3 separate regions of the Mus musculus genome follow, and all the other regions are linked to region 1. A link is a contact called in ENCODE POLR2A ChIA-PET data. All regions are on one chromosome and are shown on one strand. Each heading gives the region's core, a stretch centred on a gene start or an enhancer-like site at or near the end of the contact. The rest is flanking DNA. Distances are from core to core; before and after follow the strand shown. Region 1 holds the start of Tubb2b (tubulin, beta 2B class IIB). Region 2 holds the start of Ripk1 (receptor (TNFRSF)-interacting serine-threonine kinase 1). Region 3 holds the start of Bphl (biphenyl hydrolase-like (serine hydrolase, breast epithelial mucin-associated antigen)).

What was found. ChIA-PET counts read pairs that join two places held with the same protein, here RNA polymerase II (POLR2A).
Region 2: POLR2A ChIA-PET joins it to region 1 with 39 read pairs in embryonic stem cell. The contact joins the promoter of Ripk1 here to the promoter of Tubb2b in region 1. POLR2A ChIA-PET finds 5 or more read pairs at or near these places in 4 of 5 experiments (Patski and embryonic stem cell).
Region 3: POLR2A ChIA-PET joins it to region 1 with 57 read pairs in embryonic stem cell. The contact joins the promoter of Bphl here to the promoter of Tubb2b in region 1. POLR2A ChIA-PET finds 5 or more read pairs at or near these places in 4 of 5 experiments (Patski and embryonic stem cell).

What each region holds. Positions count from the first base shown.
Region 1 is chr13:34,128,489-34,132,594 of GRCm38, forward strand. Tubb2b (tubulin, beta 2B class IIB) reads right to left here and starts at 1,866. Exons shown (of 4, transcript NM_023716.2): 1 at 1,689-1,866; 2 at 758-866; 3 at 384-494; 4 at 1-43. The coding sequence starts at 1,745. It overlaps Gm36500 (a long non-coding RNA gene), which reads left to right and starts at 1,990. Exons shown (of 3, transcript XR_873221.3): 1 at 1,990-3,755.
Region 2 is chr13:34,000,558-34,004,663 of GRCm38, forward strand. It overlaps Ripk1 (receptor (TNFRSF)-interacting serine-threonine kinase 1), which reads left to right and starts at 1,806. Exons shown (of 11, transcript NM_001359997.1): 1 at 1,806-2,149. It also overlaps a transcript of Serpinb6a not described here.
Region 3 is chr13:34,035,333-34,039,438 of GRCm38, forward strand. It overlaps Bphl (biphenyl hydrolase-like (serine hydrolase, breast epithelial mucin-associated antigen)), which reads left to right and starts at 2,309. Exons shown (of 7, transcript NM_026512.1): 1 at 2,309-2,437. The coding sequence starts at 2,331.

The sequences.
Region 1 (4,106 bases), core at 616-3,115:
GTGTAGTGGCCCTTTGCCCAGTTATTTCCTGCACCACTCTGGCCTGAAAGAGCAAAGGAGGATTAAGTCAGCCATGATTGGGAAAATTCCTTCTTTAAAAAAAAAAAAAAAAAGAATCACCTCTCAGATAAGGCTATTTCAAATTATTATCAAATGGCCAATAAATAATAAAGCAATAAACTATTTGGTTATCAATACAATTATAAATGAGTTAACAGAGCACACCTGCCTTTGAAAAAGCTAAGATGCAATTGCCTCAAAGCCTGATAAGGCTTAGGCGCCACTGCTATGTATGCTCCCTGTCTATCACACTCCTCCACCCTTTGTGCTAGTGATAATTAACACCTTGTGCTCTTCTGTCTTCAGCTATGCCACATACTCACCGAACACGAAGTTGTCCGGCCTGAAGATCTGCCCAAATGGTCCAGACCTGACTGAGTCCATTGTGCCTGGCTCCAGGTCCACCAGGATGGCCCTAGGCACATATTTATTACCTGCAGAAGAACAAGAGCTGGCTTAGCCCTCCAGGCAGTATCTTCTATAGAGTAGGGCTCGGTCCCACCTCCTTCCTGTTTGGTGGTACCCCCAAACAAAGAAAGGTCTATTATGACCAAGCTTTCAAAGGGTTTGGTTGGCACAGAAGAGGCTACCCCACCCCAAAAATGGTCATCCTAAAATAAGCCACCTTCTCCTGGGTTCAAATAAGAGCAGAGCTTAGGGATGCCAGAATTGAAGATGGGGTGTTAAAAGTAATTACCAGTTGCTTCATTGTAGTATACATTGATTCTTTCCAGTTGCAAATCACTGTCTCCATGGTAACTTCCAGTGGGGTCTATACCATGCTCATCACTGATGACCTCCCAAAACTGTGACATAAAAAGACTGTATTTAGCTATGCACAACCCTACCCCCAATCTCAATGAGCAGCCCCCCCATCACCCACAGTTTTGACAACAGGACGTTGCCGAAGCTTTAATGAGTGGCATGACCCAGGCACAGCCTTAGGGCTTGCATTGTAGAGGATCAGAAAGTTGAAACTGGGCGGTTTCCCATGAGAACAGCTGCTCTCAGCAGGAGGTAGGGTGTGTGTGTGTGTGTGTGTGTGTGTGTGTGTGTGTGTGTGTGTGTGTGTGTGTGTGTGAAAAAACAGCCCAAGCTGGGTTGGCAAGTCACAGCCACCACTGGCAGCTGGAGACAAACGCGCTGGGACTATAGGCAAGGAGAAAAGGGGGCCGGCGGGGAGAGTGAAGCGAGGAAGCTGTAGGGTGATGTTTTAAATTCAAAGCACGTTCAGTGACCGTCTGGCAATCGTTCTTCCTCCCCTCCCCCGCAGCTCGCCTGGTGATCAAGCGAGTAAAATCAATTCTCCTGTGTCGCGGCCCCTCCCTAAGACCGGCATGCACAGCCTAGCAGACACACCCACGTCTTCTTTAGGCACTCGTGGCTATTAGGGAGGAAAGAAAATGGGGCAGCTCAAATTCCGAATAGTTCCAGGAAAAATGAATGAGACCCCTTTGCTTTAAAGTCTCCTCTGAGACCACGCCCATCCGACTGCACAAAACCGCAAGTCAGGTCCGCCGTTGGTGAGTCCTGGTATTTACCTAGAGCCGCGCCTCATTTTGGACCCCACCTATCCCGAGGGGAGCTCCGTTAGGGTCCCTCCCTCACCCCCTAAGCAGTGAACCCACCTTGGCACCGATCTGGTTGCCGCACTGGCCCGCCTGAATGTGCACGATCTCTCGCATGGTGCCTGGTTAGCTTCTTGCTGTCTTGGGTCTGTGTCAGTGGGTCTGATGATCCTCCCCTTCCACACCCACTGCTGGGCCACCTGGAACTTACTCCGGAACCGACGGGCTACGGGCTGAGGGCGAGGGCCGGGTGGGTTCGGTCTTTTATGTAGGGAGGGTGGGGCGAACCAAAAAGACCGCGCCCCCCAGCCAAAGCCCCCAGTCCCGTTCTCGCTAGCGCTCTCCAGGCCGGGTTGACGTAATGCTCTGAGCCCCAGGGACGGTCTTGGGGGCTGGACTATGGGCTTGTGGCCAATCAGCGCGGGCGTGAAGACCTTGCGAGGAGTGGGGCTTCTTGGGAGAAGCTGGGGCCTGAGCATTGTCTCGGACTTGAGAAGGGCAAGCTGAGTGTGGGGAACTGGGAACTGGGAGCGTGAAGACTGCGGTAGTGTGGCGGGGCGGGGTGATTTAGTACCATAGGCTGGGGATGGAGAAGGGGCTGCTAATGGGTGGGTGCAGCAGGTGCAGTCCGGTGTTGCGAGTGAGCACTGGTAGGGAGCTTTAGGGTCATTTGCGTTACTTGAGCAATTCCTCTTCTTACTCTGAGCAGGCTTCGCCAAGCCAAAGCACTTGGCGAGAGTAGTGCCTCATTCTTCATCCCTGGAGGTCAATGTCTGTCCAGGCGCACACGCCCATTACATACAACTTTAGGAAAAGACTAGTGATCCTACGAAAGCGAGTGTAATTGGAAAAAAGAAAAATCCAAAAGATCATAACTTTGGACACTTTGGAGCATCTTAGACTTGCCTTTGTCTTTATTGACTATGCTTGTTCCTCTGCTATAGTAGCAGCATTTAGTGGTAGAAGGACCTCTGAGCCTAGCCCTGCCTCGCACACTCCAAGAATACTGTGCTCGCTGCCTGATACCAAAGACTCCTTTCACCCTGTGATTGGCTTTTGTTCCTCCTGAGTGATGGGGTGGGTGTGGCAGGCCGCAGTGTGTGAACTGTGTTGCCGGCAGAGTGAGGGTGGAGTCCTGGGGGCGGGTCTGTCAGGGAAACAAAGGAGTTCACAAAAGCGTGGGATGTATTCCACAACTGAGTGTTTAAAAGCCAGTCAGGCGCTGTCCTTCCAGTATTTAGTTCATCCGTTGTTAGAAAAGAAGGTTCTGAGAACCTTCGACGCCTAGAGCATTCTTACCTTCATTTGCAGTGACTAAGAGGTCCCAGCCTTGGTGCTGCGGATGGAGAGGAGGGGGACACGCCTAAAAACTGCAGCGCGGTGAGCTAGCCAGAGACCACCGCAGACTCAGGCGCACTCACATCAGCGCGTGCGCAGACGCGATGCATCAGCTCTCCCTTCAAACCCGCATTTTCTAGGTATTCGAGGAAGAAACTGATCCCTTTGTGAGCGTATGTGAAATAAACCTGTGTGCTCTGAGGGAGAGAAGAAGAAGGGTGTCAGAGTATGTTCCCTGCTATCCCAGGTTGAAGGTCACTGCTTCCCTACGCGGGGCTAGTGGTTTAGGAGGTGATGTGACCCCTTTTATTCTCTAAGGAGTGAGGCCCAAGTGACTCAGGGTCACACTATAGGGTAGAGCTCGCAGCTGTTGAGCGAGGGAGGACCTGCTAGAACCATCTGAAGCTGTCATCGCCTCTCCTTTCCGCAAGGGGTGTGGGGGCAGGGCGGGCTTTAAACTGAATTCTAATGTACCATGAGAAGCAGCCTAGAACAAAAGCCTTGCCGCCTGTGATTGCCAGGGTGTCCAGACTGGATCTCTATGGCCAGAGTTCGCCAGATACGGTTGCAGGTGTTCAGTTCAGGGTGGATTGAGAAGAGAGAGGCAAGAACAGTGAAGGTGTGCCCACGTGCCCAGTAACAGGGTTCCAAGGACACAGGCCCTGAATTTTGAATTTTCTCACCTGTCTTAATACAGATGTAGAAGCATGAAGAGAGAATACTTCCCAAGGTCACACAGCGAGTTAATGACAGGGCTCCGACTGTCTCAAGGGCGCCCAAGCTTTCAGGGTAGGTGGCTACATTCGGAGCCAAAAGGGCCATTGAAGGGTGACTGTTGCGGTGTTCGGTTGACCTGGAAGTAACACCGAGAAGGTGTCACCAGCACTGCGATTATAGATGCCGCTGTGCAGCGGTCCCCCCTGAGGAGCTGAGGAGCAATCCCAGCGCCCCGGGGGCTCAACTCTAAACCCGGTAATCTGAGCCTGCCTCTCTAACCTAATGGGTTCCTCGCTCAGCTTCTGTTTCAGAGCCAGATCTTTGCAAGGTAGCTGATGAAAAACTCTATGATTCTCTACATGAAAAGGCCTTCACTCTCGGATTTCTCTTAGCGGAAGAAGTTTGCAACAACGTGACTGGAAA
Region 2 (4,106 bases), core at 556-3,055, 130 kb before region 1:
TGTAACTTAGTTTTTTAAGATTGATTTTTTTTTTCTTAGAAAACACAAGAACACACCAAATTCTTTTTTTTTTTAATTCTATAATTGATTTTAGTGCTAGGTAGTAGTCCATTGTGGTAGATTTACTAGAGCTATTGAAATGTAACTTATTTGCTTTCAAGTTTTGGCAATTATGAAAAGCTGCTGCAAAAGTTAAATACAGTAATGGGAGAGATGGCTCAGTAGTTGTTCTTGCAGAGGACCTGGGTCTTGGCACTCATATGGTGACTCACAACTATCCATAACTCCAATTCCAAGAGATCCCATGCCCTCTTCTGACCTCCATGGACGCCAGGCATGCAAGTGGTGCACAAACGTGCAATCAAAGCACTCAGACATATCAAATAAACCTTTAAATTTTTCAGATACAGGAGCTGGAAGTGTGAGTCAGCTGTTAAAAGCACATACTGCTCTTGCAGAGGACCCCAAGTTTGGTTCCCAGACTCACACCAGACAGTTCACCTGTAAACTCTAACTTCAGGGGACCTGATACCTTTCTGTGGCCTCTAGGAGAATCTGCACTCTATTATATACACACTCGTAAATAAAACAAACAAAAAACTTAAGGAAAAACAATGTACAGGAACCTGAAGAAGATAGCTCATGGTTCCTTCAGCAAAGTGCTTTCCATGGCAACATATGGATCTGAGTTCAATCCCCAGCACTCATACAGAAACAAACAAACAAAACTGGCCATGGAGACACCCCTGGTGCCTCTTGCCTTGGCCAGACAGCTTAGTCCATTCCACAAGCAAAAGGTAAAAGTAATACCTTGTATGGAAAAGAAAAAGATGCATTGTAAGAAGGAGCTAACTGGAGGTGGGCTCCTGGCCTCCCATATGTGGAGTTTTATACACACACACACACACACACACACACACCCAATCCCACCCGGAAAGAACTCCAAACAAACAAACAAACAAAAAACCCAACTTAAGTACATGTGTTTATACACTAGATGTATGTTCATTTGGGTACATACCTGTATGTGAAACTGATAAATCATACAGTAACCATAAAGGTTTTGCATTCTTTGCAGGAATGTATGTGATTTTCAGTTAGTGTACGTTTTTGTTAACATCGGTGAATGTTTGGGATTTGGGGGCATTTTATGTGTACTCTACATCAAAGTTGAGTTCCCCTAATGTCCTTTGACATTGAGCATCTTTTTAATGCTTATTTGTATGGTGAGGTATCTGGTAAAATGGCTGTGAATTTTCTTAAAGTGGTCGTGTGTATGGTTTAATAAGACTCCTTTATCGTGTCTTTTGTGGCCCTCTCTCTGTCTTGTCATATTTATCTTTTGACAATAAGGGATCACTGGACTATCGTGCAACTTTCTTCTTAATGACACCTGCAGCAACACAGTTTCTGCTTGGGGTTTCAACTACTATTTTCGAGGGCTACAAATTAATCACGTTTCTTCCTCGACAGGCTGCTGTGGTGGACGAACGATAATTTACCAGTGGTTCTGTCACCGTGTCACCTCTGAACCCACAAAGCTTGCAAAGGCCACTGTCGCACACAGCGCTATCTAGCGGGCCAAGCGGTCTCCGCCCTGACATATAGCAGCTATGACCGCCGTATTATTTTTTTTAAGGGCTCTCTCAGAACTCGCTCAGAAAGCAAGGCAAAAGTGCCATTCCTTCCGCCCGCGGGCCTCCGGGATGGTCGTGCTGCGAACCTGGCATGCTCAGTAGAGCTCAATGCCCAGCTGGGAGGCTGGCGCTCGCCCGTGCACACAGCCCCGGGGCGTGAGCAGAGGCGGAGACAGGGGCGGCCGCAGCCTAGCACCACCCCAGTAGTCCTTAGAGGAGGACCAGCGGCCCCCGGAACGGCCTCGGGAGCGCGGGTGTCGGTGCCGCTCACCTCCCGGGAGTCCAGCGGCGGTGCGGACCCGCGGAGGTGCGAGCTGGACGCGGCGGGAGGCGGCAGGCTGTGGGGGACCTGCGAGTGGCTGGGCGCCACTTCAGCACCGAACTCCGACCGGTCCTCGTCAGGGCCCAGGGCCGTCCCGGCCGGGCAGCCACGGCGAGGCGCCGCTCCTGACGTCCACCGCCCGTCCTTCCTCACCTAGGCCGGGGTACTTGGCCGCGGGAAGGCCTCTGAGGTAAGTCAGCGCGGGGGTCGAGGCCAGGGGCGCCGCCGCTAGTTTCCTCAGAAGCTGGTTTCCCGGAAGGGGCGGAGGCCGCGCGATTTCTGCGCGTGGACCGGAGGGCGGGGCTCGTTGTTTCCGGAAGCCGGGTGGCGGGCGGGACTTCAAACGTTCCCGGAAATCGAAAAGCGCGGAACTTGCTGTCATCTAGCGGGAGGTTGGACTCTTCTTGAGGTCGTTTTAGCTCAAGTCGAGACTGAAGGTGCGCCGTAGCCATGGTTACAGAGTGACTATGGAACGATTATTTTGGTAGGAATGACAGCTTCTTGAAGCTTTAGGACCCCAACAAGACTACCTAAATGTAACCTATCAACCCTGGACCTACCAGCTCTTTAAAAGGGTCTATTCCTGTTGTCTTGGGGCAGCAGGTGGCAGAGCAGTCGGTAGCTTTCATCGTTATTTTTGAGGTGAGCTGGCAAATCAGGAGTGATCTACGACCTCAACGAGAGACCAGTGTCAAACATCCAAGGCTTCTCTGGTCCTCAGTAGCATTTGCATTTATGGGTTGCTGCAGACCTTTTCTGAGTTGTGAAAAAGATAAGCCACATCCTCCTCACCTAAGCGTTGGACAGAGCCCACTGAGGATGGATGGTGCAGCCCAGGGTGACTCATTCTTTGTGTCTTGCAGATCATTTGATTTTCTTGCTCTTTTACTTTGTGCAAAGAGTTGAAGCTGTTTTAATCAAGAAATTCCACAAAAGACCTTTAGGAAAGTATTCTTTCTTAACACATGAAGACTCGATGGTAGAGTGAACTTTGGGATGCAATGACTTAATTGTGTAATTCTGTAGCCCCTGGAAAGATACTACTAAGGCTTGTGAGAAAGGTGAACTATCACAGCTGTATTGTATGTAGAAATATACTAGTCTTATTGAAAATGAAATTTGGGATGTTTTGTTTGTATGACTGACAAAAACAGTAGTAACAATTCTTAACTTTAATTTCCATTTTTCTCATTCTTTGCTACTTTGAGCCTTACACATAATGTTAAGCTTTCAAGATTGTAATAAGATATGTGCCCAAGGTAACAACTTACAAACTGGGCACAGTACTATTACACCTTAGTTAATGTCTCCTTAATATCTCCAGTAGGATCTGGAATTTGAAGCAAATATATAGTTTCCCACACATCGGTAGGATATCATTCTGGCAGATGTGTCTTACTATAAAAACATGGATATAATACTAAGTTTTTTTTAAATTTAATCTGTACATCCCCATGTTTTTAAAATGTAGAATATTCAATTAATCTGGGTAAGTCCATATGATTTTATATGTTTGTTTGTTTGTTTGTTTATTGTTTTTGAGACTGGGTCTCTTTGTGTAGCCTTTGCTATCCTGAAGCTAGCTATGTAGAAGGCCAGGCTGGCCTTGAATTCCCAGAGATCTACCTGCCTCTGTCTTCCTGGTGTCCGGATGGAAGGCATGTGTCACTATGCCTGGAATACCATGGCACACTATGCCTGGCAACAATTTCGTCTTTGCATTGGGGGTTTTCAAAAGAAAATTATTAGTTGCCTTTCTAGAAAAAAATATTAAAGAACTGAGAGTGAAAGCCTGAGAGAAGGGGTAAGGTGAATTCAATTCGGGTGAATCATTTAACCTCAACTTGTAATTTCTTTATTTGTAAATTGAAAATAGTCTTGATAAATTAATTCACAGACCACAATGTGCTGATGTGTTTGATCATACTTTGTTAAATTTTATTCCACCTTGTCTTTTGTTGGTGGTTTGATTCCTTGTTCAATGCCCTTTTGTGAAACAAGCACAGGCTGTTTTAATTAAAGAACCTTGGATGCAGCGAGCCACTGATATGTCACTTACCTGAGTAAAATCAGAATTCTTCTAAGAAGGAAGTAGGGCACAGCTAGCAGTTGACATTCTTTGTCCTCCTGCTCTTATTATACAAGAT
Region 3 (4,106 bases), core at 1,059-3,558, 93 kb before region 1:
AGCTGTGCTTACCTCTGAGGGTTTCAGTCCAAGCTACACGGCACGACTATACCTGGCCAGAAACCAGATAAGCAAGGGGAGCCAGGCCGGAAAACAAGAGAGGAGACTCGACAGTTGCTCCCAAGCACAGGTTTTCTACTTGCTGTGCTTGTGGTCCTGTCTTTCATCAGTTGTGTGGTTACTGTAAAGAATGAGAAAAGGAGCCCTGCCTCAAAGACTTGTTTTTTTAGATCTATTTATTTATGTCTATGAGTACACTGTAGCTGACCAGATGGTTGTGAACCACCACGTGATTGCTGGAATTGGAACTCAATGACCTCCAGAAGAGCAGTCATTGCACTTAACCGCTGAGCCATCTCACCAGCCCCCTCAAAAACCTCTTAACCATTATCTTGATGTATTTTTTTTCTTTGCTTTCTTAAGAGTTGTTTACAAAAAGATGCAACCTATTCTAACAGGGTAAATATTTTCAACCATTTCACTTTAAGTTAATGAAGGTTCATAAATGAACAACATACCCACTCAGTATCCTATCTATCTATTTATTTATTTATTTTGTGTGCACATGTGCTTTTTTTTTCTTTAATGTGGAGGTCAGAGGCCAACTGATGGAAGTCAGTTCTCTATACAAGTAGGGCCTACTTACTTCCTTGGCAGAATCTTCTACCTTCTATGTTACCACATTTTCCAAAATGTCATGTTTATATTCAGTGAAAATTCCAGTAGTGTGTCAACTCTTGTCCACATATCTGGGTGTTCCTTTAATTGCCTCTGCTGTATTTTGCTGCATCCCCAGCACTTGGGAGGCTGACACAGGAGGATCAAGCATCCAAGGCTAGCCTCACCCTAGGCTTCTCTATGGTATAAGCAGTATACAAAGATATCTAAAGGGTTGACAACCAGATTGTGGCTAAAACTGAACCACTTAATCTGATAATGTTTTATAACTGCTGACAATATTTTTAAAAAGGGCCTTAGAAGGTGAGGTAGGGGAAGAGGGGAAGAAATCAAGGTTCCCTTCATGGTTTTATCGCTTCAAAAAATGGGGTGGGGTTAAAATGGAGGACAGACTCAATGACATTTACAAATAAGTGATTATAAAGAGTTAAGAGCTAGTGTAATTGTAGTAAGAGGTATGATGTTTTCATATAGCATTAGGAAGCTAAGCCGACCTGAATACCCCTCCACAGCTCTGTGAGCCAAGCCTTTCTAACTTCTCTTCCCACTGTTTCCTCGTCTATAATCTGGGGTAAGAAGTATGGATGGAGAAGGAGCATATACTAATTAAAAATATAGTGACACACTTTAAGGCACCTGGCACAAAAATGACTAGTTTTTGGTATGAAGTATTGAAAGCTCCCTCCCCCCCCATTACTGGGACTAGTCATTGCTGGGTAATTGGATCGTGAGGACTCTGACTTAATCAATGGAGTTATCTATTAATGGATTCATAGTTTGTTGGTATTATTGGAAGATATAGGAGGTGGGGCCTGACTACAAGAAGCAGGTCACTGGGAGCATGCATGTCTTTGAACAATTTTTCCTTTGAACAGTTTCTTCCAGTTCTTTCTCTTCTCCCTCTCAGCCTGTTAAGTGCTCTTAACACTTAAGTGCCTCCGCTCCCACCATGCACTGCCTTTCCTCGGGCCCAAAGAAATGGGTCCGGATGACCTTGAGCTTAGAGCTCTGAAACCATGAACCTTTCCCCCTTTTACATTGTTCTCAAATGTTTGTCACAGTGGTGCATAAAGCTAACACAGCAAGATGTACAAATGATGAGTTCTTAAGACGTGCATAATAAATGTTGCTCTAAGTAACCTAAAGGCTTGCTACCATTATGCTTAGCATCAAGGGACCAGGGCTAGATAATGTGGGAAGTGGGACATAGTCAGGTGTAGTGATGCAGGCCAGATGTCCCAGCATGAGTCAGGAGGATCAGGAGCTCAAGATCAACATCAGCTAGAGTTCTAGGCCAGCTTGAGCTTTCCTTCCTTAACAGAGGCAGGATGGTCTGCTGTGCACTTGTCTCTCAGAGGCTCTGCTTAGATACCCTTTAGGTGAAGGCAGCACAGCAGGTGGCCCCGCCGACCCATATCCTTGGACTCCTTGGCAGTTGCAAGCAAGGAGCAGTGCCTACTGAACTGTCCACCCTGAGAGAGCTAGGACTAGAAGGACACGCTCTGTTTTTGTTTCTGGGCAGGCCTGACAAGGAGCAGAGCGAGCTCCAGCAAGGCACAGCGGGCCAGGGGCGGGACTTCGAGCTTAGCACTTGAAGGGTGGCATCCAGCCGGGCGCATGCGCGTTCCATGGAGCTTGTGCGACCTGGAGCTATGGCGACCGCAACAGTTCGCCCGGCGGCCCAGCGGTTGCGGCTGCTCCTCTCGCCCCTGAAATCCCGGATCTGCGTACCCCAGGCCGAACCCGTAGCCACCTTCGGGTAATGGCGTGCTCGGGGCAGCGAGGGCCACTGGCCGGGGAGGGATACGGACGCCTGGCGTTGTCGGCCCTTCCTTGCTCAAACCCCACGTCCAGATCCCGCAGAACTGGTGTGCGAGCACTTTGATGCCTGGGGTTAGGTTCTACGTGCTGGGTGGTGGTCCAGCCTCCTCAGTGCACAGGGAAGGAACTGGGGAGGAAGGAAGGGGTGGGGGGCTTGCTGGCCTCTTAGCCATTTGCTGGGAACAGTAATTATTCCTGCCAAATCAGAAATCTGCCTAACCTGCTTCAGTGGCAGGCAGGGCCCAAGTTTCCTGAGTCCTTTTGCTTGCTAATTTTAAACTTAAGTGTGCAAGACAATCTGCTTGGGAACCTGTGTAAATTCAAAGTCCCAGGTTCCCCTGCCAGAGAGTCGAGTGTGTGTGTGTGTGTGTGTGTGTGTGTGGTGATGGCCAGGACACCGAATCTTCACTTCTATTTCCCTCTACACTACACTCCAGCCCTTTGCTAAAATAATAACATTCATGGAGACCTGCTGTCTTGAAAATGGGTGCACGGTCTCAAGAGAATGTAAGCAGAAGATGTGGATAGAGCAGGCTGAAGTTGTGCGCATCCCTCCATGTTATACACATGCAGACATAGGCAGTGGTCGTGTGCAGTTTACTATCGGTGGGCCATTGACAGTAGTAACGAGCATTTGGAACTTTATTAGACCTGATGTGGAAACCAATCGTTTGAGCATATAATCTGGAAGTAGAAAGAACGGAAAAGCGACCCATTTTTTTGTTTGTTTGTTTGTTTGTTTTTAAACATTAGTAGCATGATTGTGTAGCTCTCTTAGTCTATATCCAATTCAGATTTCTTCTCTCATATGACTTTAACAACTTTTTAAATATACACGTTGGAAAACATATCAGTGACTCTGGTTGTATAAATTGCTAGTGAAGAGGCATGTTATCCCGTTTCCTGATTGCAAAAAGGGCTTGAACGAGGCTACTAAGGTTGTGTTAATGTCATGCTCATCGGCAACTTAATGGCTGTTGAGAGTCTCATTCACTTAGCTGCACTGGAGACCACTCTTCCTAAAAGATCTCTGCTAAGGTTTCCCTTAGTCTCACCCTGCATTGTTTTAGAAATACAAACGGCCTGTAACCTGAGAAACAGCTCCAGGTGGTTAATCCTGAAGCCAGGCTGCAGCCTCAGCCGCAACAGTCCCATGAAAACCTCTTCACAGCCAGTGTCCAGCCCGCAGGTAGCTGAGTTATGCACCACAGAGTTTCTTGTAAATCTGATACTTGGAACTTTGACCCTTTCCTTACTTCATGATCTCTGTGATCTGTTGAAAAGTCATTTTTTCTGTGGGGAGTTGTATGTCCGTTCTGATGTTAATAATTTACTAAATCTGACAGTCTGAAAACAGTATTTTCTGAGTTAACCTAAGGAGGTCCGGCCAGAGAATCAGGTCCATTCCTTCGCCTCATCGCTGCCTCCACCCCCCGACTTGGCAATGAGACTGAATGCCACTTTTGCCAGGAGATTAAAGAGAATCATGGGCTTTTGAGATCACATAGTCTAAATAACTGTATTATTGACCCTTCTTAGCTGTGTGACTGTAGACAAGTTACTCAACCTCTCTAGATTCCTGACCTTGCAGTGTTTGTATTTGGAAC